Linked DNA regions of Homo sapiens: region 2 is linked to region 1. Evidence: read pairs that join two places in POLR2A ChIA-PET (ENCODE). Cell type or tissue: GM12878. All regions are shown on one strand. Each heading gives the region's core, and the rest is flanking DNA. Links, peaks and the distances in the headings are about the cores only.

Region 1 (12,236 bases), core at 2,441-10,440:
ACACCTGGCTAATTTTGTATTTTTAGTAGAGACGGGGTTTCTCCATGTTGGTCAAGCTGGTCTTGAACTCCAGACCTCAGGTGATCCACCCACCTCAGCCTCCCAAAGTTCTGGGATTACAGGCATGAGCTATCACACCTGGCCTCGAGTCTGCTGGCGTCTTTATCTTGATTTTCTCAGTTTCTAGAACTGAAAGAAATACATTTCTATTCTTTATAAGCCACCCAAATTATGGTATTTTAGTACAGCAGCCTGAATGGACTAAGATACTCACTCTGGCAGAAGTTATTGATGATATTGCCTTTGTCCTAGATACAAATACAGAACAATCTCAACTCATTGGCATGGGCAGTGATAGACAATAACATTACCCTAGGTTTTTTTTTTTTTTTTCTTTTAGTCATCCTGGTGTCTGTGCCGTTGCTCATACTTCTTGTCCTTGGATCAAAGAAACAAGCAAGTTGGAACTATTATATATTGTTTCATGGTATAAGCTATTTGGCTAAGGTTGATCCCATAATCTATCAAATTTGTTATTTTGGCCTTGATTTGGCAATTGAGGTTCCTGGTTCCAAATCACCTTATAGGAACTATTAATTATTCTGGCTTTGTAAGAGTGGACATGATGCTGCGTGCTATCTAGATTCTTAAAAGCTTCTGCACATCTGCTCTCTAGTCAAAATCACCATGATGATACAAAAACAAAAAGGTCAGGAATATTTTGCAATACAGTTTTATATGGAGTTTACTGAATAATCTCTGAGTGATAAAGAGCTAGATTTCCAGCTTTCCTTGAATTGGCCAACCTCTTGAAAGTAAGCGAATGACCAAAAGGGGTGACTAAGAGACTGAATATACAAATACAATGGCCAGACCATAGATGAAAGTAAAACTCTGACCCACCTCTACAGCAACCAGTCTAGAAAGTCAAAAAACAACCCTATAGCAACCAGCTGAAAAACAGCCAGGACTTCATTGACTCACAGCTTCCTTAATTTTTGCGCCTGCTTGCAACTTAGGACCCAATGAAGAAAGACAAATATGCACACATAACCAATCACATTGGATGTCCTAGTTCCAGTTAGCTGACCTACAGCTTCTCCATGCCAGTGGCCTCCAATCAGGGCATAACTAAAGCCTTTGCCAAGCCTATGAGGCCCAGGTGACTGCAGCCCCCTGCAGGTCCTGCATGGGCTTATTGATTTCATGTTTTTGAAAAGCACTTTTTCTGTGGCTCCTCCCATTATTAAGATAATACATGTCTATTAACATTTTAAAATTAAAGAAAAGCCCAAAGACCAATCAATATTTTGTGTCATAACCCAGAGATCACCATTATTAACATTTTAGGGTATACCCTTTTCTGTGCATTTATTGACATATGCATCTATTTTTTATAAAGTTGGAATCAGACAGGACTCATACTGCTTTATAACAAGCTTGGTTCACTTAATATTATACCTTGGGTACATATTTATGTTCACCAAATGCTTTTGAATAAGATGTATCCTAAAGTCTTTCAGAATTTTCCTTTTCTCCAGCTGAACGTAGCCACTTGCCTAGCTGTGTTACCACGAGCAAATTAACTTCAGTTTCCTCATCTGTAAAAGGAGGGTTAACAACAGTGTCTGTATCGGGGTTGTTGGGAGGGCAGATGTGGCAGTGTGTGCCTGTCAGAACAGTGTTCTTTCCCTGTCACGCCTCCTGCCTGTCACACCTCCTGCCCATTCACCCACCCATCCACCCATCTGCCTAATTCATTTGGTCAAGTGTTTGCCTCAAGGGGTGCAAATTCAGTTTTCTCCCAAGGGCACAGATTTCTACTAAGAGACACAGAAACACAAGGAAGAAGCTGTTTGCTCCTCTGGACAGCCAGCACCTGCCAGCTGTGTAGTCCTGATGTGTGGATGTGTCTTCATCACAGTGCAGGGAGGGTGATTCTCTCAGTCAGTTCTACCTCAGCCTCCACCTCCCTGGGGTGGGGAAACCCCACAGAAGTTGGTTTCATTTTGGCTTTTTTGTTGTTTGCCTTATCCCTACCCCTGCTCTCAGTGTTAAATAGTTAACTAACTACATAGAGGAAATTAAACCTCAAAATCACCAAAAATGCAAAGAACGGTTTGATCATAAAACACGTTCCCTATTTACAGGACCCTGGTACTTCCATTGAACCATCTTCTTCATTGCCCTCATCTTTGTGCCACTTCCTTTTCACACTAGAAAATTACAATCCTTCTCTAGGCCTATCTGAAATCAGGAAATCTTCAGCTCGCTCTCCCTCTCAAACATTGCTGGCCTAGGAAAGACAGAGAAATTCAAGATAGAAAGTGGGGGGCCCACGGGTTTGGGGCCTCATTGTTCGTCGTTGCTGTTCTGGCTGACCCACTGGTGCTGAGGCCCGGCTGGCACTGGCAGGATGTCAGCCCAGGAGTGGGGCTTCTTTGTCGGTCTCCTCCATTCCCGCAGGATAGGAACAGTCGCTGGGGAGCACAAAGCCCCTGCCCACCTGCAGTGCTTGGCAGTGTTCAGCGCACATTCCTGTGTGTTATTTCATCGGAGCCTCACCCAAGGCCTGGGGGCCAAGTCACGGGAAGAGCCGAGTTGGGATTGGAGAACAGCAGCTTGACCCAGGTCACCAGGAGTTTGCCACTGGGCTGTCCCTAGGCTGGGGGGCTGGTACCTCAGGGGCCTAAGCTATGGGAAAAGAAGGGGTTGTACATTGCTGGGGGAGGTGAGAGATGCTGGTGGAGCTAGGAGACAGGAGGTCAGAGATCTCCCCAGCCCCCGAATACACAGGCAGGCTTCCTGAGGGCCTGTTTTGTCCCCCAACCCTCAAGGGGACAACAGGGCCACACCAGGCACTCACACAGCAGCTGACAGCAGCTCACATTTACTGAGGATGTGCCACCTGCCAGGCCCTGTGCCAGGAGCTCTCCTGGAATACCTCTTTTCATCTAAATTCAAAATAATACCATGAGAAAGAAGCTCCAGTCCTGGGCTGACATCCCGCTGAGTGCCAGGCCTCAGCACTGAAGCCACAGCAGCAGCAAGCAAAACGGCCCCAAACCTGTTAGTTGCTTTCAATTTTCCCATTTTACAGATGAGGAAACTGAGTCACAGAGAGGGATAAGTTTCACCAGGTCATATAGGTAGGAAGTGGTGGAGGCAGGATTCAATTCCGTTCTGACTCCGAAGCCAGACTTTTTTTTCCCTACACAATTTATTAGAATTTGAAAAGGTTGCTGGATACAGTCAAATAAATCAATTTCATTTCTATATATCATCAAAGTATTATTTTAAAAGATAATCATTTATAATAGCATCAAAGACAAAGCCACCAGAAATATAACAAAATATGTTGACAGGACTAGTTCAGATGTTAAAGATCTAAGCCGCGCGAAAACCAGACTTCTAACCACTAAGCACCTGTCAGCTGTGGAGACAACAGCTCCTCCATCCTTACGATGCAGCGAGGCCACTGCAGGTGGGGAGGGGTCTTCTGGTTAGTGCAGCAGCCTGGTGTTCAGAGATGACACCTCAGCTCAGACCTGGAAGGTTCTGCAGGCAGGTTGTATAAGCCACGTTAGCTGCTCTAAAGCCTCCATTTCCTCATCTAGAAAATGGGGACAGGGAGGCCCTCCCTAACGGGTTGTTCTGAGGATGAAGGGAGGATGTGGTCAAGTTCCTGGCCCAATGTTTTGCAAATAGTAGGTGCTCGATTATTGGCACTGGTATTAGGATCAGGGCCAAGAGTAGAACCTTCAACTCCCTGTCAGCTGGGAGAGACTGAGATGGATCACTTATCTGCACATGGAACCCGGCGTTGCTGCTGGTGTGAGCCAAGGGGGCTCAGGGAAGCCTGTTGTTGAGCTGTGTCTGATCTGTGGCTTCCTGTGCCTGGGGCCTGACTCAGCACATTACCTGGTTCCTGAGTCACGGCACAGAGGGGAGTGCTGGGATTACAGGTGTGAGCCACCGTGCCTGGCCACAAACTGCTTTTAAAAGGTTCAGGCCCTTTGCTCCAGCAATTCCACTTCCAAGAATTTATCCTATTGCAATGATTTTCAAACTGTGTTCCCAGTGGAATCCTGGGGTTCCATAGAGTTGCTTTGCTAGTTCTGCAAAACTTTGATTTGAATGTCACTGGTGCCGAGTCTGATTTAAAACTGCAGGCATCTGGCCAGGCACGGTGGCTCATGCCAGTAATCCCAGCACTTTGGGAGGCCGAGGTGGGCGGATCACAAGGTCAGGAGATCGAAACCATCCTGGCTAACACGGTGAAACCCCGTATCTACTAAAAGTACAAAAAATTAGTCAGGCGTGGTGGCGGGCGCCTGTAGTCCCAGCTACTCAGGAGGCTGAGGCAGGAGAATGGCGGGAACCCGGGAGGCAGAGCTTGCAGCGAGCTGAGATCGCGCCACTGCACTCCAGCCTGGGCGACAGAGCGAGACTCCACCTCAAAAAAAAAAAAAAAAAAAAAAAAAAAAAAAGGCAATCATCTGCAACCCCTAACTGGCCTTCTAAATACTGCACATTTGAATTTATAAAATATATTTATGCTAACAGAATGACTTCTTACCTGTTACTTATATGAATCTTACTAAGTTTCATTCAAAGAAGGGTCCTACTTCTAAAAAGAAACAGTATAAAATCATTGTCACAAGAAAATGATCATTTCATACTAGGAAAGTTTGGCTTCAAAAAGATGTACCACACAATGTTTATAGAGTTGGTTCAGTGAACCATGCCATGGCTCACAGGCCAGATCTGGCCACCACCTGTTTTTCTAAATAAAGTCTGATTGAAACACAGCCATGTGCATTCATATATGCATTGTCTGTGGCTGGTTTTTTGCCGTAATGGCAGAGCTCAGTAGTTCTAAGAGAGAACTTGTGATCTGCAAAGGCCAGAACAAATACCACCTAGCTCTTTACAGAAAAAGCATGCTAATTGCTGGTTTATGATGATATAAAAATTGGAACCAACCTAAATGTCCAAGAAAAGGGGATTGATCAAATTACAGCGCACCCCCTTCAGCAAATGGAATGCAAAGCCCTTGTTGAAAAATGCTGGCCGGGCACGGTGGCTCATGCCTGTAATCCCAGCACTTTGGGAGGCTGAGGCAGGTGGATTACCTGAGGTCAGGAGTTTTGAGACCAGCTTGGCCAACATGGCAAAACCCCGACTTTACTAAAAAAAAAAAAAAAAAAAAAAAAAAAAATGCAAAAATTAGCCGTGTGTAGTCGTACACACCTGCAATCCCAGCTACTCAGGAGGCTGAGGCAGGAGAATAACTTGAACCTGGGAGATGGAGGTTGTAGTGAGCCAAGACTGCACCACTGTTCTCCAGCCTGGTAAACAGAGCACTCCTCCACCTAAAAAAAAAAAAAAAAAAAAGTTGCAGTTTAGCAGCTCTTAGGTTTGGCTGCATATTTAAACTACTTGGGGAGTTTTTTTTTTTTTTTTTAATTCCAAACCTCAGGCCACCTCAGATGAATTAAATTTGACTGTAGGTGTGGAACCCAGGCATTGACATTTTTAAAGCTTCCCCAGGGATTCTAATGCAGTGCCACTGTTGTAGAATATTTAATGAGGCCAGATACAGTGGCTCATGCCTCTTATCCCACCACTTTCGGAAGCTGAGGTGGCAGAAGCACCTGTAGTTAGGAGTTTGGGATGAGCCTGGCCAATGTTGTAAAACCCTTGTCTCTAATAAAAATACAAAACTTACCCCGGCGTGGTGGTGGACACCTGTAATCCCAGCTACTTGGAAGGCTGAGGCAGGAAAATCGCTTGAACCCAGTGTGTCTAAAATCGGTGGGTTCTTGGGCTGACTTCAAGAATGAAGCCGCAGACCCTCGCAGGTGGTGTCACAGTTCTTAAAGGGGGCCTGTCCAGAGTTTCTTCTTTCTGATGTTCTGAAGTTCGGATGTACTTGCACTTTTTTCCTTGCGCTGGGTTCATGGTCTCGCTGGCTCAGGAGTGAAACTGCAGACCTTCATGGTGGGTGTTACAGCTCTTAAGACAGTGCCTGTGGAACTGTTAGTTTCTCTTGGTGGTTTTGTGGTTTTGCCAGCTTCAACAGCAAAACCTTAAACCTTCACAGTGAATGTCACAGCTCATAAATGCAGTGAAAATCCAAAGTGATTAGCAGCAAAACTTACTGTAAAAACGGGGGGAAAAACCTTCCCATTATTTGGAAGAGAATCAGAGCGGGTTGTTACGGGTGGCTCCAGCAGCCTGCTTTTATTCTTATCTGGCCCCACCCACATCCTGCTGATTGGTCCATTTTACAGAGAGCCGATTGGTCTATTTTACAGAGAGCTGATTGGTCCGTTTTGACAGGGCACTGATTGGTGTGTTTACAATCCCTGAGCTAGACACGAAAGTTCTCCACGTCCCCATTAGATTAGCTACAGAGTGTCGATTGGTGCATTTACAAACCTTGAGCTAGACACAGGGTGCTGACTGGTGCATTCACAAACTCTGAGCTAGACACAGGGTGTTGATTGGTGTGTTTACAAACCTTGAGCTAGATACAGAGTGCTGAGTGGTGTATTTACAATCCCTTAGCTAGACATAAAGGTTCTCCAAGTCCCCACCAGACTCAGGAACCCAGCTGGCCTCACCCAGTGGGTCTCGCACGGGGGCCACAGGTGGAGCTGCCCGCCAGTCCCGCGGCCTGCCCCCGCACTTCTCAGCCCTTGGGCGATGGATGGGACCGGGCGCCGTGGAGCAGGGGGCCGTGCTCCTCAAGGAGGCTCAGGCGGCGCAGGAGCCCACGGCGGCGGGGCGGGGCAGACTCAGGCATGGCGGGCTGGAAGTCCTGAGCCCTGCCCCGTGGGGAGGCAGCTAAGGCCCGGCCAGAAATCGAGCGCAGCACCCGTGGGCCAGCACTGCTGGGGGACCCGGCGCACCCTCGGTAGCTGCTGGCCTGGGTGCTAAGCCCCTCACTGCCCGGGGCCGGCAGGGCCGGCCAGCCGCTCTGAGTGCGGGGCCCGCCAGGCCCACGCCCACCTGGAACTCTAGCTGGCCCGCAAGCGTGGCGCGCAGCCTCGGTTCCCGCCCGTGCCTCTCCCTCCACACCTCCCCGCAGGCTGAGGGAGCCGGCTCCGGCCTCAGCCATCCCAGGAAGGGGCTCCCACAGTGCAGCGGCGGGCTGAAGGGCTCCTCAAGCACAGCCAGAGTGGGCGACGAGGCCGAGGAGGCGCCAAGAGTGAGCCAGGGCTGCCAGCATGCTGTCACCTCTCACCAGGAGGCGGAGATGGCAGTGAGCCAAGACTGTGCCGTTGCACTCCAGCCTGGGCAACAAGAGTGAAACTCCATCTCAAAAATAATAATAAATAATTAATGGCACAGAAAGATGGCCACTATATATTATTAACTGAAGACGAAGATTTTGACAATGTGTAGCATGTGACTCCTTTCTGTTAAGTTTCTACACACACATGCAAACAGACTCACATGTATGAAAATATATGCTCACACATTGACAGTGGCCATCTGTGTAGGCTGGGACTAGGACAGATTTTGATTTTTTTTCTTTTCGCTTATCTGTATTTTTTAGATGTTCTACAATGAACATGTGATATAATAGGTGCAAAGAATAAAGTTGTCAATGGCTTAAAAAGCCATGTACTTTTTGTTTTAGGCAAAACTACAAAGATGAGCATCTAATCAAACAACACATCCCCAGGTCACTCTGTATGCAGCATGCCCTCAGGCATGCATCCCAACAGAGGCAGATCCCAGGCTCATGGGGACACCAGGTTTTCCTCGGTGAGGAAGTCAGGCACTGCAGCCTCCAAGCCTCAGGCTCCTCAACTGTTAAAAAGGGATCAGTCTGACTGCTCCCACAATTTAAGGCATGCAGGCAGTGTCTGGCACGTAGTATGTGCTCAACAAAGGTTGCTTCTTTCTCCATAAGCAGCTTTTAGCGTCACAGCCTGCAGCCAGTCACTGTTCTTGCCAAAGGAAGATTGGCTTTGCCAAAGCTGGGCCTGCCCAAGTGCATCCGCAGCCACTGGTCTCTGATACCGTCCACCTCGGCTTGGAATCTCTGCTGCTCTTGGAATTTTTCTGTGTTCCCTAGAAGGACCGTGACCTCTCATCAACAAAACCTGTGTCCCCTATCCCCAGAATGGGTTCCATCTGCGTAAAGGAAGTGAGGGCTTTACATCTTCCTGGGGCTGCTCACTTTTATTTATTTATTTAATCTATTTTTTTTTTAAATTTTTTTGGACAGAGTTTTGCTCTGTCTCCCAGGCTAGAGTGCAATAGCGTGATCTCAGCTCACTGCAAGCTCCACCTCCGGGGTTCTCCTGCCTCAGCCTCCCGAGTAGCTGGGACTACAGGCGCCCACCACCACACCTGGCTAATTTTTTGTATTTTTAGTAGACACGGGGTTTCACCGTGTTAGCCAGGATGGTCTCAAACTCCTGACCTTGTGATCCGCCCGCCTCAGCCTCCCAAAGTGCTGGGATTACAGGCATGAGCCACCGTGCCCGGCTGGGGCTGCTCACTTTTAATAAGAACAATAGTGGCTGCCACGTATCAGGAGCCCCTACATGTGCCTGGGCTGACATCCTCTATCTCTCAGCCCCAACTCTGCAGGAATGTGATCGTGTTCCCATTTCCCAGATGAGGCTGACAGAGATGAAAGAACTCCTTGAAGGTCACACAGCTGGTCCATGGCAAGTGCCACTCTGCCTTCTTAGCTATCTTGGTTCCATCTTCTACTTCAAAAGACAGACATTCCCCAGTGGATTCTAACTTGCAGCCAGGTTTGAGAAGCATTGTTATGAAAGTAGTGGTTCTCAACATTGACTATACTGTGGAATCACCTACACTGATTTACAAAAACGCTGGTGGGGGCCGGGCGCGGCAGGTCACACCTGTAATCCCAGCACTTTGGGAGGCCGAGGCGGGTGGATCACCTGAGGTCAGGAGTTTGAGACCACCCTGGCCAACATGGTGAAAACCCGCCTCTACTAAAAATATACAAAACTAGCCAAGTGTGGTGGCACGCGCCTGTAATCCCAGCTACTTGGGAGGCTGAGGCAGGAGAATCGTTTGAACCCAGGAGGCGAAGTTTGCAGTGAGCTGAGATCACGCCATTGCATTCCAGTCTAGGCAACAACAGTGAAATTCCGTCTCAAAAAAAAATGCCGGTGGGGGTTGGTGGTTGAAGACTGGGGAGGGTGGGAAGAGGACAGGAAGAAGGGGATGGGGGCGGCTTCTAAAGTTCTAGATAATGTTCTATTTCTTGATCTGGGTGCTAGCTACTTGGGTGTGTTCATTTTGTGAAAATCATTGAGCTGTACATTTATGATTTATGTACTTTTCTACATGGATGCTATTCTATAGTAAAATTTTAAAGAATAAAAGAAGCTGTCATCAGCCACATCACTGCCTCCTGGGAAAAGGCAGTCCCTGGCCTTGACCCATATTTTGAGGATACTTTTCTCAGCATCAAGCAGCTGTTGGCCTCTGAGTCTGTGCCTGTCCCTGCCAATGAGCAGACTAACCCTACTTTCTTGCCGTTGAGGCTTCTTCCTGGGCTAATGCTGGGTTAGCTACAAAAAAAAAAAAAAAAAAAAAAGGCCAGGTGCAGTGGCTCATTCCTGTAATCCCAGCAGCACTTTGGGAGGCCAAGGTGGGTGGATTGCTTGAATCAAAGAGTTTGAGACCAGCCTGGGCAACATGGTGAAACCTCGACTCCACTAAAAATACAAAAAATTAGCCAGGCATGTTGGTGTGCGCCTATGGTCCCAGCTACTGAGGAGGCTGAGGTGGGAAAATTGCTTGAGTCTGGGAGGTAGAGGTTGCAGTGAGCAGAGATTAAGCCACTACACTCTAGTCTGGGCGACAGAGTGAGACTATCCCCCCACTCCCCCAAACAATACCCACCGTTGCTGTGGTTGCAGGTACTTGGACAGCCAAGCACTGTGGTTAAGCTCCACGGCCCCTCCCTCCCACAGTGGGAGTCATATGACACCAGCCTGCCTAAGCCCCAGGACCTAGGGCAGCAGGGGTGTAAATGGCTACAGCCCAGCACCCTGGGCCTGAACTGTGAGTTCCCTGGTTGACCTCTGGCTTGTGTCATAATTTGAGTCACTGGAGTTATGTTCTCTTTTCTTCAGTTACAGGTTCTGATTTTTAGCTAGGCTCATGAATACGTGAAAAGAAGACAACATTTCCAACCCTCCTTTGCAGCTAGACATGGCCATGTGACTCAGTTCTGGCCAAAAGAATGTAAAGAAAACCATCTGTGCAGTTCTGGGAATTGCTGTTAAAAAAAAAAAAGGAGAGTACTCTTCTCCTTCCCATACTCCTTCCTGATACCTGGAATATAGCATGGAAAGGCTGAGCTCCAGCAGCCATATTGTATCATGGGGTAGAAGTCATGTTTGTGGATGGCAGAGCAATAAGACAGGAGCCTTTGCATCATGGAGCACTCTGTTGGCTCTGGATTGATTCCCTCAGGACAGCTAAACATGAGAGAGAAACTGAGCTTTGAACTTGTTTGAGACAATGATATTTGAGGGTTTTCATTCTTCTCAACCCAACTGAATCCTACCTGATACACAGGGCTTCTGACTTGCTCCTTGGGCCTGAGTTCTCACCTTGGTCACTTGCCCAGTGTAAGGATGGGGGCCCGGCCTGCTCCATCCTGCAACTGGAGTTCTGCCCTCACCCCAGCTCAGTGGCTGGTCCCTGCTACCTGCTGGAACCCCATCTATGCTGCCTCCCCACCCAGCAGGATTCTGTTCCTCGGCTGGACCCTTGCCAGGGTGGAGGGCAGGTCTCCCACTCTGCTTGCTTTCCTGGAGTGAGCTCTCTTGCCTGCCTCCCACTCTCTGCTTCCCACTCATCCCTGTGCCCTTGGCTCCTTCGCTGGGCCCACCAGGATGGCTGCTCTGTGGACATCCCAATGCCTCCAGTATCTTCCCCAGTGGAGAGGTCCAGGAGCAGCCCATTCCTGACATACAGAAACAACACCTCCTTCATTCATTGATTCATTTCAACAGATATTTACCAAGCATTTGTTATCAGCATTGAGAACACCACAGGAAATAAGATCAGGTCGAATGGTGGGCCTAGTGCAAGTGCTTACAGGCACAGGCTTTAGAGTGAGAACATCAGGCCCAGCCAGCAAAGACACTGAAACCCATCACAAGGAATTTTCAGGAGTTTCTTTTAAGGATATGCCCATGACCTGGGTGATGTGCGCAGGCCTGGATGAGTCACTATACCTCCCAGTCCTCAGCCACCCCATCTGCACATGGCGAGGCTGAACTGCATGCTCTTGATGACTCTGTGCAGGTCTGACCTCCTGTGAAGGAAGGAAAGGGCCCAGGGGCCCCTAGGCCTGGTTTTGCCATGCATGGGCTGCTGATGGATTTAGGGCCTTAAAACAACCACTTGATTATTAATTTCTTTAGAGACAGGGTCTCACTCTGTTGCCCAGGCTGGAGTGCAGTGGTGTGACCATAGGTCACTGCAGCCTCAAACTCCTGGCCTCAAGCAAGCCTCCCGCTCAGGCCTCCCAAAGCGCTGGGATGACAGGTATGAGCCACCACACCCAGCCTTCACTTTTTAATTATTTATTATGATTTTGTCGGTTGGCTGGGCCAGCCAATTCTTCTGCTGGTGACAGTTCCTTCAGCCCCTCTGACCTCTGGCCTAACATGGAAGTGGGGATAATCCCACGTACCCAGAATCTTCCCAGAATTGATGAGATAAGACTCCAGGTAATGGAATAGTTAACAAGGAGGAGTTTCTCTTTAGAAGTAATCCAGCTAATAAATGAAGACAGGATGATAGAATATTACCATTTCTGTGCCAGGCGCAGTGGCTCACACCTGTAATCCCAGGACTTTAGGAGGCCAAGGCAGGCAGATCACTTGAGGTCAGGAGTTCGAGAGCAGACTGGCCTACATGGCAAAACCCCAACTCTACTAAAAATACAAAAAAATATATCTGGGCTTGGTGGCGAACACCTAGAATCCCAGCTACTGGGGAGGCTGAGGCAGAAGAATCACTTGAACCCAGGAGGCGGAGGTTGCAGTGAGCCGAGGTCGCGCCATTGCGCTCCAGCCTGGGCAACAAGAGCGAGACTCCGTCTGAAAAAAATAAGCAAATAAAAAAGAATAAAGGGAAAAAGAGAAAGATTAAAGAGGAATCCATGGATTAAAAGAGATTTAAGAGACATCAACTAATCATATTGTGTGCAT
Region 2 (12,236 bases), core at 1,715-9,714, 150 kb before region 1:
GCACCCAGTGTTCTGGCTGTACAATATTAATGGGATATAATCTAAGGACAAAGAGAACCACAAAAAAAGCTTAAACTTCACTCAGTAGCTGTTCCACTGGTGGCAATATTGGGTTCAGGATTTTGAAACGATTTTATGTGATATGGTAGAGTAAAGCAAACAAGTAATTATATTAATGTTCCTAATCAGGAACCGAGATTTCCAGGGTAAAAGGTAAAGATATAAAATAAAAGAAGATAATAAAAAACCTATAATGTTAAAATTAATATAGAAGTCATTATGAACTCATGCTTTTTAAAAATACAGATCTCCCAGCTACTATCTGCTGAAAGGGCCTAGAATCATTGACACGCCTGTGGCAATGAGGATACTACACCTCTATCTTTGTTTTAAACCCCATCCTGCAATAAAAGGAATTGGCTCTCCTTTGAGAAATAGTTAATTGCAGATTTGAGGAAGGAGAAGTACCAGGGGAGTCTGGGACATCTGCTTGTGCCAGGAAGCAAAGAAAGACCCAAGAGTCAACTTCGAGGGGCTCCTCCTGGCCAAACTTGGGACAATGTGGGCATCAAAAAACAATTAGGCCTGGCGTGGTGGCTCACACCTGTCATCCCAGCACTTTGGGAGGCTGAGGCAGGTGGATCACTTGAGGCCAGGAGTTCGAGACCAGCCTGGCTAACATGGCGAAACTCCGTCTCTACTAAAAATACAAAAAAATAGCCGGACATGGTGGCACACGCCTGTGATTCCAGCTACTCAGGAGGCTGAAGCATGAGAACTGCTTGAACCTGGGAGGCAGAGGTTGCAGTGAGCCGAGATCGCACCACTGTACTCCAGCTTGGGAGACAAAGCAAGACTCAGTCACACACACACACACAAAAAGAACAATTAGTGTATTTGATTGTAAGCCATGAATAAATAAAAATCCATTAGTCCATACTGACACTCAGAAAAATTCATTTACCACCATTAGAAAAGAATGTTATGCCAACTCCACACCCTAAAAATTCGTAATTAAACATTCATCTTGACACTTTAGAAGGACCACAGTCATCACTAGGTGATGAGAGAAAGCACTCCTTTTCAGAAGGATGCCAGGCAGTCAGATGCAAGGAAGGGATGGCAGGCTCAGGAAATCACCATTTTTGCAACCCCACCTCCACCTCACCCAACCCTCATCTATTTTCTTTTTTCTTTGGTGCAGCCAAATCAACCCATCCCCCAGCTAATAGCTGATGATCAGTGGATGTGTTGGGAGTGGTTGTTCAGAGTGTCAACCGCGGAGCATCATAAATTGGACAGAGCTGGCGATCCCCACCTTATAAAATGATTAAGTTTAGTGTCATGCACAACGGGTACCCTGACCTCGTACATCTCCTGATGGGATGCAAGATGAAGTTTATAAAATCAAGGATTCTTGCCAAAAGCGTTTACCCTGAATCTAATCAAACCTCTAGATCTAATTTCCAGGTTACAGGAAATACAGCTCATAGAAAAACAAATTAAATGACACCACAAGGAAGTAATTTAACAAACCAGTATTTTGATATTCTACAAGAAAACTGGTCTAGTCTCTTCAAAAAGTCAGTATCATGGGATAAAATGGGATTGGGGTGGGTAGTAACCTACATTAAAGCCATTAAAGAGACAAAACCAAATGTAACATGTGATCCTTGATTGGCCTGCAGTTCACATAAACTAGCAATACGTTTGAGGATAATTAAGGGAATTTTAATACAGACCCAATGTAAGACATCAGGGAATTTTTGTTCATTTTCTGAGTATAATAACAGTATTATAGGCATATGGAAGAATAATATTCCTCTTTTTTATTTTTTTAATTTTAATTTTTATTTATTTTTCTCTTTTTGAGATACAGTCTCGCTCTGTCGCCCAGGCTGGAGTGCAGTGGTGCGATCTCGGCTCACTGCAACCTCCACCTCCCAGGTTCAAGCGATTCTTCTGCCTCAGCCTCCCAACTGAGAGCTGTAGCTGGGACTACAGGCACGCGCCACCACGCCCGGCTACAAAGTGGCTAATTTTATCTTATGTATATATCACTTCATTTAAAAAAAAAAAATCCTACAAACTGAGTGGAGAATGCTCAAAGAGAATCTCTTAGGCAGGGGCCTTGGCCCCTTAAGCTGGCTGTCAGGAGGTCTTCAGGAGAGAAAGCTACTGATTTATAACAAAGGGATTCATTTATCATTTCACTCATTCCAAAAATATTTACTGAGCAGCAACAGCTACTGGGGCAGACCCTGTAATCCATGTTAAGGAAGCAAAGAAACAGTCCCTATACTCAATGACCTTCCAGTTTCATTTTCAAACGAAAGTCCAAGGAGGTCGTTTCCATTTTACAACGAATAGTTATAACCATTTTTTAGCTTGAACTACGAACAGGGCGCTTTACATGTGCTAAGTCATTTAATGGCATTAAATGCCCCTCCTGGGAGAGCCCTAGGATGGGCTCATATAAGGATTCCCATATATAGATGAAGAAACTGAGGCAGGGGGAGGTTAAAGACCTTGCCTCACACTGCTGGAAGGGGTAGAGCCACAATTTGTATCCAGGCAAATCCAGTCCATGCTCCTGGCCGTGGCACTATGCAGTCAGGTATCCAAGGGCACACCCTGGGACTCAGGCGTGTCTGATTCCAAATCCTATGCAGGTGCCATTAAACCATGCTGCCTCTACTAAGAACTCCAGAAGCTTGTCTTGAAAGTTGAAGGGAAGGGGCAGGGGAGACTCGCCCACTCCACAGCCAGTCTTGGAAGGAGGAAACTGAGATAAAGTGAAGTTTTAAAGCGGAGAGGAAAATGTGCCCAGTCCCCCTGGCCTAATGTAAGGGAGGACAGAAAAATGAATTTGGTTTGGGCATGAGAAGAGACCTTGAGGCTTAACCATCCAAAGACAGGTGTGGGACACCCACACGCGCACACACACACTAAAAACACACATGCATGCACACACACACACACATCTTCAAATACAGCTCAATGTGAACGGAGGAAAGTACTAACTGGGCCTGGGGAAGGCCTCTTGAAATCAGATGACACAACACTGGAATGATCTATTCAGGGAAGCCAGTTTTTCAAGGTTTTTATACCCTAAAAACCATCTAGAGAAAAACCAGGCACCTGAATGCCTGGGGGGTTTTCCTCGGAGACCTGCCTGAAACAGAAGTTTCCTGGAGCGAGCGGTGCTGGGATTCTAGGAATGTATGCTTTTGGAAAGAAGAGTTTCTGCTGGCCGGGCGCAGTGGCTCACACCTGTAATCCCAGCACTTTGGGAGGCCAAGGCAGGCGGATCACCTGAGGTTGGGAGTTCGAGACCAGCCTGACCAACATGGAGAAACCCCGTCTCTACTAAAAATACAAAATTAGCCGGGCGTGGTGGCACATGCCTGTAGTCTCAGCTACTCGGGAGGCTGAGGCAGGAGAATCACTGGAATCCAGGGGACAGAGGTCGCGGTGAGCTGAGACCGTGCCATTGCCCTCCAGCCTGGGCAACAAGAGCGAAACTCCACCTCAAAACAATAAATAAATAAATAAATAAATAGAAGCGTTTCTGCTTAGCTTCCTAATCTCCAGGTGCCTGTTCAGGGTCATGATCATCCAGACAGCACCTTGTTTCTGGAAACCTTCCTCCTTCGCCTTCCAGGAGACCTGTCTTCATCCTCCTTTGGCCTCCCTGATGGCTGCTGTTCTCCCTCCACTGTGGGCCTGTCTTCTTTTGTCCACATCTAAGATGTTGGAATGTGCCCAGGCTCCCTCCCCAGCCCTCTTTTTACTTCTAGTCCACTCACACACTCTGGGAAGTCTCAGACAGCCCCACTCTCTAAACTAATGCCTAAAAGCTGATGATCTCCAAATCCGTATTTCCAGTTCAGACTTCATGTGGGGACCACCTTCGCTCCCCTCCCCTCCCGAACATCTCTTCTTGGCACCTTAAACGCAATAATCCAGGGCTGCCCTCAGTGTTTCCCCTCCAAAATTGCTCCCATCTGCCATCTGGGGAGCAGTGCCACCACCATCCACCCCACATCCCAGCAGAGAACCCATCAGGGCTGCCTAGACGCTTCACTCCCGCTCATTCTCCATGTCAGGTGGTCACCAAGTTCTATCAAGTCTCCCAGATCTGTCCTCCCTCTCTTCCACCCACTATCACGGCCTCCATAGAGGTCCTTAGGAGCTAGAGTCAAGGTTATTACAGGAGCCTGATCTTCCTGTCACCTCAGGTCACCCTCCACACTAGTACAAATATTTTTCTTTCTTTTTCTTATTTATTTGTTTATTTATTTATTTATTTGAGACAGAGTCTCATTCTGTTGCCCAGGCTAGAGTGCAGTGATGTTGCAATCTCAGCTCACTGCAACCTCCACCTCCTGGGTTCAAGTGATTATCCTACCTCAGCCTCCTGAGTACCTAAGATTATAGATGCACGCCACCATGCTCAGCTAATTTTTATACTTTTAATAGAAACGGGATTTTGCCATGTTGGCAAGGCTGGTCTCAAATTCCTGGCCTCAAGTGATCCTCCCGCCCTGGCCTCCCAAAGTGCTGGGATTACAGGCATGAGCCACTGTGCCCAACCCAAATGTTTTTCCATAATGCGAATTTGATCACACTAATCCCTTACTGAAAAACATGATCTTGGCCAGGTGTGGTGGTTCACGCCTGTAATCCCAGCATTTTGGGAGGCCAAGGTGGGTGGATCACTTTAGGTCAGGAGTTCAAGACCAGCCTGGCCAACATAGTGAAACCCTGTCCCTACTAAAAATACAAAAATGAGCCAGGTGTGGTGGCGGGTGTCTGTAGTCCCAGCTACTCAGGAGACTGAGGCAGGAGAACCGCTTGAATCTGGGAGAAGGAGGTTGCAGTGAGCTGAGATCGTGCCACTGCACTGCAGCCTGGGCGACAGAGTGAGAGTCTGTCTAAAAAAAAAGAAAGAAAAGAAAAGAAAGAAGACCAGGCACGGTGGCTGACACCTGTAATCCCAGCACTTTGGGAGGCCGAGGCAGGCAGATCACCTGAGGTCAGGAGATCAAGACCATCCTGGCCAACGTAGTGAAACCCCGTCTCTACTAAAAATACAAAAATTAGCCAGGTGTGGTGGTGGGTGTCTGTAGTCCCAGCTACTTGGGAGGCTGAGGCAGAAGAATCGCTTGAAACTGGGAGGCAGAGGTTGCAGTGAGCTCAGATAGCACCACTGCACTCCAGCCTGGGTGGCAGAGTGAGACTCCATCTCAAAAACAGAAAAGAAAAACACGATATTGCTCTTCTTGCTTCTCTGGGCTTATCTGCTGCCCCGATGCCTGCACCTCCTTTGCTTCCAACACACCACATTACTCCCATGCATCTGTGCCTTCGCACACGCTGTTCTCCCCACTGGGAATGTCTCTCCCCACTATCCTACCTTCCATTCATTGGCAAATCCCAGCTGTCTTCAAGGCCTAGTTCAAATGTTCCAATGTTAGCACCTCGATGACATCCTCCCTGATCTCTCCTCCTGCAACCTATCTGCCACGCCCCAATACCCGCACAGAAGCGGGGTCTCCCTTCTCCATGTAATTATATACCATTTGACATATATCTTTTTTTTTTTTTTTTTGAGATGGAGTCTCGCTCTGTTGCCCAGGCTGGAGGGCAGTGGCATGATCTCGGCTCACTGCAAGCTCCGCCTCCTGGGTTCACGCCATTCTCCTGTCTCAGCCTCCCGAGTAGCTGGGACTACAGGCGCCCGCCACTACGCCCGGCTAATTTTTTTGTATTTTTAGTAGAGACGAGGTTTCTCCGTGTTAGCCAGGATGGTCTCAATCTCCGGACCTTGCGATCCACCCGTCTCGGCCTCCCAAAGTGCTGGGATTACAGGCATGAGCCACCTGGCCGACATATCTCTTATAACACTCAACTACAACAGTGATAATTGCTTGAGTCCAGGAGTTCGAGACCCAGCCTGGGCAATATAGGGAGACTCCCGTCTCTACAAAATATTTAAAAATTAGCCAGGTGTGGTGATACATACCTGTAGTCCCAGCTACTTGGGGGGCTGAGGCGGGAGGATGGCTTAAGCCCAGGAGTTAGAGGCTGCAGTGAATCATGATCGCACCACTGCACTCCAACCTGGGTGACAGAGTGAGACCCTGTCTCAACAAATAAATAAATAAATAATAAAGGCCACTAATGCTTTGACATGCCTCCCATTGAGAGGTGGGGTCTATGTCCCCTCCCCTTGAATCTGCATGGGTTCTGTGACTGCAGTGACCAACAGAATAATGTGGCAGTGAGTGACCCTACATGCCAGTTTCTGGGCTCAGGCCTTACAAGACTGGCAGCTTCTACCTCCTGTCTGGAAACACTCTGTGAGCCGCCATATAAGAAGCTGAACCACCCAGAGACCATCACGTTGCAGAGGCCGTCTGTAGGTCCTCTGGCCGGTGACTCCAGCTCAGACCTTCCCCGTGGAGATGTCCGCCATAGGAGCAAGGCCATCTCAGACCTCCCAGCCTGACCATCTGCTTGCTACACTCCACGAGGCGACCTTAGTCAACGCCCAGTACTAAAGAATTGCCCAACCAAGGAGTGCCTGAATTCCTCACCGCAAAGATCATGGGCTCTAAGAAAATGGTTGTTGCTTGAACCTAAGGTTAGGGCTGGCTTGTTACTCAGCAATACACAGCCAGAAGAATGTCTGTGTCTCTCATAAGATAAGGTTTGGTTCACTATGAAGTCTCCAGCACAGCAAAGAATAAATGGGGTGCTACCAAATGTGTGCTGATTGGGTGACGCCACTGTCCTCTTTGCTTTCGTACCACATAACAAGGCTTGCTAAAGAGACCTGGGCCTCAGTCCCAGAAGATGGGTTCATTCCCTGATGCTGTTTTTCAAGGTGACAAACAGCAATGGACATCATCAGAGAGCAGTGAAATTGCACTGTGAGATCCCAGTCCTGTCCATCTGGAAGCCTGGCCTGGCCTTGAAACCAAATCTTAGAAGCAGGCCATTGATCCCTCTTTCTGCCAGAATGAGGGAAGGGAAGGTGTGTGCGCCAACATATGCACTGACAGGTTGGGTGAGGTCCTCCCTCCAGAACCTCAGGGAGCTCCTGGCGCCACCCCGGCCAGCTCTTCCTTCCTGAACCATCAGTCTCCTGGAGGCTAGAAGAAACACTGCAGGCTTTCTTCCCTCCATCACTGGGGGCCTTGGGTAAAATTCCCTAGGCACAGGTTTCTTTCAAAGCGTCCCTGGCAGCCACACGTATTGGGACCACCAGGACCCAACTTCTGAGCCCAGGATGTGGATGTGGCTGGTAGCTAGTAACTGCTACCCTTTGATGTCCAAATCGAGTTCTAGCTATTGCTCACAACTTTGCTCCCCAAATATTCATCTCTACCCAGCTTTTTCTGTTCCCTTCCTCCTGAGACTGAAGCACAAGGATCCTCTTGGCTCACACTCCTAAACATTCCTTATAACAACTCTTATTACTCTTTTATTATTATTATTATTATTATTATTATTATTATTATTATTATTTTTGAGACAGAGTTTTGCCCTTGTTGCCCAGGCTGGAGTGCAATGGCACGATCTCGGCTCACTGCAACCTCCACCTCCCGAGTTCAAGCGATTCTCCTGCCTCAGCCTCCCAAGTAGCTGGGATTACAGGCGTACACCACCATGCTCGGCTAATTTTGTATTTTTAGTAGAGATGGGGTTTTGCCACTGTTGGCCAGGCTGGTCTCGAACTCCTGACCTCAGGTGATCCGCCCGCCTTGGCCTCCCAAAGTGCTAGGATTACAGGCGTGAGCCACCACGCCCGGCCTCTTATTACTCTTTTATTTTTTTTGAGACGGAGTCTCGCTCTGTCGCCCAGGCTGGAGTGCAGTGGCGCGATCTCCCTTCGCTGCAAGCTCTGCCTCCCACGTTCACGCCATTCTCCTACCTCAGCCTCTCGAGTAGCTGGGACTACAGGTGTCTGCCCCCATGCCTGGCTAATTTTTTGTTGTTGTTGTTGTATTTTTAGTAGAGACGGGGTTTCACCATGTTAGCCAGGATGGTCTCAATCTCCTGACCTCATGATCCACCCACCTCAGCCTCCCAAAATGCTGGGATTACAGGCGTGAGCCACTGGGCCCAGCCCTCTTATTACTCTTATAGCTGACATTTATGCAACACTTACTATAATCCAGGCACTTTTCCAAGCACTTCACATACATTAAGTCATAAGCTTCTGTTGCCCCTGGCTTCATTTTGGTCAGAATTTGTAGCTCTGTACAAGCTGGCCCAAGCTTACTGGTGTTGTCTCTTTATCCACCACAGCATAACCAGCTTCAAAATTCATGGAACCCAGTAAAATATGAAAATGCAGGGTCAGGTGTTGCAGGAAGTCAGGGACCCCGAACGGAGGGACTGGCTGAAGCCATGGCAGAAGAACATAAATTGTGAAGATTTCATGGACATTTATTAAGTTCTCCAAATTAATACTTTTATAATTTCTTATGTCTGTCTTTACTGCAATCTCTGAACATAAATTGTGATGATTTCATGGACATTTATTAGTTCCCCAAAATTATACTTTTATAATTTCTTATGCCTGTCTTTACTGCAATCTCTTAACATCAATTGTGAAGATTTCATGGACACTTATCACTTCCCCAATCAATACTCTTGTGATTTCCTATGCCTGCCTTTAATCTCTTAATCCTGTCATCTTTGTAAGCTGAGGATGAATGTCGCCTCAGGACCCTGTGATGATTGCATTAACTGCACAAATTGTTTAAACAATATGAAATCTGGGCATCTTGAAAAAAACAGGGTAACAGCGATGTTCAGGGAACAAAGGAGATAACCTTAAAGTCTGGCTGCCTGTGGGCTGGGCGGAACAGAGCTATATTTCTCTTCTTTCAAAAGCAAATAGGAGAAATATCGCTGAATTCTTTTTCTCAGCAAGGAACATCCCTGAGAAGCAGAATGCGTTCCCAAGGGGAGGTCTCTAAAATGGCCACTTTGGGAATGTCTGTCTTTCACGGTTGTACATAAAGGATGAAATAATCCCCGGTCGCCCGTAGTGCTCCCAGGCTTATTAGGACGAGGAAATTCCCACCTAATAAATTTTGGTCAGACCGGTTGTCTGCTCTCAAACCCTGTCTCCTAATAAGATGTTATCAATGACAATGCATGTCGGAAACTTCATTAGCAATTCTAATTTTGCCTCGGTCCTGTGATCTCGCCCTGCCTCCATTTGCCTTGTAATATTCTATTACCTCGTGAAGCATGTGATCTCTGTGACCCACACCCTATTCGTACACTCCCTCCCCAAGCTTGCTGGTTTTGTGGCTTGGGGGCATCACGGAACCTGCCAACATGTGATGTCTCCCCCGGACACCCAGCTTTAAAATTTCTCTGTTTTGTACTCTTTCCCTTTATTTCTCAGACTGGCTGACACTTAGGGAAAATAGAAAAGGACGCACGTGAAATATCAGGGGCTGAGTTTCCCCCAATAGTCAGGCCAGGCACAGTGGCTCATGCCTGTAATCCTAGCACTTTGGGAAGCCGAGGTAGGCGGATTGTCTGAGCTCAGGAGTTCAAGACCAGCCTGAGCAACACAGTGAAACCTTGCCTTTGCACCAGGCGCAGTGGCTCACGCCTGTAATCCCAGCACTTTGGGAGGCCAAGGCGGGCAGATCATGAGGTCAGGAGATCAAGACCATCCTGGCTAACACGGTGAAACCCCGTCTCTACTAAAAATACGAAAAATTAGCCAGGCAAGCTGGTGGGCGCCTGTAGTCCCAGCTACTCCAGAGGCTGAGGCAGGAGAATGGCATGAACCCAGGAGCTTTCAGTGAGCCGAGATTGTGCCACTACACTCCAGTCTGGGTGACAGAGCAAGACTCTGTCTCAAAAAAAGAAAGAAAGAAAGAAAGAAAGAAAGAAACAAAGAAAGAAAGAAAGAAAGAAAGAAAGAAAGAAAGAAAGAAAGAAAGAAAGAAACCCTGTCTTTGCTAAAATACAAAAAATTAGCTGGATGTGGTGGTGGGCGCCTATAGTCCCAGCTACTCGGGAGGCTGAGACACGAGAATTGCTTGAACCCAGGAGGCAGATGTTGCAGTGAGCTGAGATCATGCCACTGCACTCCAGCCTGGGTGACAGAGTAACACTCTGTCCCCGCCCACCACCTCCCCCCCCCCCCGCAAAAAAAAAGAAATAAAGAAAAGTAAAGAAAAGAAAAAGGTAAAGAAAATGCAGCGTCCCTGGTTCAAGAATCACTAAAAATTTTAAGACAGAGACAGCAAAGCCTGCAACCAAGCACAGGGTCTAAGTGTGCAACTGCCCAGGCCACAGTGCCCCTAAAGCTAGCCCTCCACAATGCCATCAGCCTTGTCTTAAATCTCTCAGCCCAATGGGCTTCCCAGGCCAGGAGAAAACTGCTTGTTGGTCTCAGGGCCCCAGACAGCGCTCCCATGTGGCATGTGGTTGCTTCCTTTGCCAGTTTCTGCAAGTTTATCTGGGCTTTCTTTAGATTTTTCCCTACATACCAGCTATTCCTATACCAATCTTCCCTCTCAGTAAATAGCACCCCCCACCCTGTCACTCAAGTCACAGTCATCTGAGGTTTCTCTCATTCCCTCCTGCCTCTCCACAGCTAAATTATTAGCATGTCCTATCAACTCAACTTCCAAATATATCCAGAATCTATCCATTTCTCTCCATCTATCTGCTCATGTCCTGGTCCAAGCTACCACCACCTTGTACCCAGATCCTAGGGCCATCATGTCAAACAACCCAAGGGCCACCATTCACACCACAGTCCAGAGGTGAGCAATATACAGTCTCCCCAGCTATAAGTGGCAGCCCTACTTACTCCCCACTTCCAATTCCTGTCTCCAATTCCCCCTCCCCTCATTTTCCATGGTGCATCCAAAGTCATCTTTAAACTTTTTCTTTTTCTTTTTTTTTTTGAGATGGAGCCTCACTCTGCCACCCAGGCTGGAGTGCAGTGGCTCGATCTCAGCTCACTACAACCTCCACTTCCAGGGTTCAAGTGGTTCTCCTGCCTCAGCCTCCCAAGTAGCTGGGATTACAGGCACATGCCACCACACCCAGCTAATTTTTGTATTTTTAATAGAGACAGGGTTTCACCATGTTAGCCAGGCTGGTCTCGAACCCCCAACCTCAGGTGATCCACCCGTCTTGGCTTCCCAAAGTGCTGGGATTTCAGGAGTGAGCCACCACACCCAGCGTCTTTGAAAATGATTATCACCTAGCATGAGTACATACAGCCCAGGATAGCTTGAATGCGGCCCAACACAAATTCATAAACTTTCTTAAAACATTGATTTTTTTGTGATTTTTTTTAGCTTATCAGTTATCGTTAATGTTAGAGTATTTTATATGTGGCCCAAGACAATTCTTCTTCCAACATGGCCCAGGGAAGCCAAAAGATTAGACACCCCTGCGATTAGTCCCTGGCTGGAAACCCTTTCATGGGTTCTTATTGCAGTCAAAGCAAATTCGAAGTCAGCACGGTCTACAGGCCCTCCATCACAGCCTCCCAGCAGGGGAGCTGGAGCACAGTTAGGCCCAAATGAACCAAAAGTTTTCTTAGACTGTGCTCATCTCAGCCCCTGGGGCAGCCAGTGGGGCCTGGGGCAACTCGAGGCACCAGAGCTGTCCAATGTGGGCTCTGTCTGTTACCCGCCCAGCTCCACGGAAAGCAGTCCCCTTACAGCACAATGTGGAGACAGCCCTCCACTGCCAGCCTCAGTGGAGGTCCTTGGAAAGGGGCACAAATATCACTAATTTCCAGATGTGACATGACACGGGAAAGGTGGGAACTCACCACCCCAGTGATCTGGACCCTGTGTGGCATCAAACCCCTCCTCCCCAAGCTCTCTCCCGTCCAGCCAGACAAGGTGAGTTGCTTTTTCTAGAACACCCCCAGCTGGTTCTGGCCTCAGGCCCTTTTCTTGTTCCCTCTGTCCTAATCACTCTGCTCTGGTCTCCACATGGCTGGCCCCTCTTGGTCAGCTGGACTTCAGCTCTCATTTCACCTCCTGGGGAGGTCTCCCTGACCCGGCTACACCCGCAGCAGCACTGTTCGAGTTTGTCCCTAACCCTTATCATATCTGACTTTATCTTGTTCAGGGATTTGTCTTTTTGCTGCTGCTGGCTCCCTTATCCAGATTAGAGTTCCACAAGAGCAGAGGTATGTCTGCCTAGTCTCATCACTGCCCTGG

What was found. ChIA-PET counts read pairs that join two places held together with the same protein. Peaks named below come from ENCODE experiments on the same cell type or tissue, not always from the same donor. Only the 100,000 strongest peaks of a DNase experiment are listed, where the experiment ranks them.
Region 2: POLR2A ChIA-PET joins it to region 1 with 15 read pairs; 4 of 35 experiments call an interaction of 5 or more read pairs at or near these places.

What each region holds. Positions count from the first base shown.
Region 1 is chr17:68,174,690-68,186,925 of GRCh38, reverse strand. It overlaps LOC105371870 (a long non-coding RNA gene), which reads right to left. Exons shown (of 4, transcript XR_934937.4): 2 at 5,254-5,375; 3 at 4,580-4,630; 4 at 1-3,558. Among named protein-coding and RNA genes, the nearest start is that of AMZ2, 67 kb to the left of the region's middle. RefSeq lists enhancers at 826-895, 1,966-2,566, 3,339-3,398, 3,419-3,488, 4,680-4,809 and 1 more. In GM12878, for the core only: no CTCF peak of the experiment used is centred there; no DNase peak of the experiment used is centred there; H3K4me3 peaks cover 3,666 bases; H3K27ac peaks cover 3,766 bases.
Region 2 is chr17:68,328,932-68,341,167 of GRCh38, reverse strand. All of the region lies in intron 2 of ARSG (arylsulfatase G), which reads right to left. Among named protein-coding and RNA genes, the nearest start is that of ARSG, 44 kb to the right of the region's middle. In GM12878, for the core only: no CTCF peak of the experiment used is centred there; no DNase peak of the experiment used is centred there.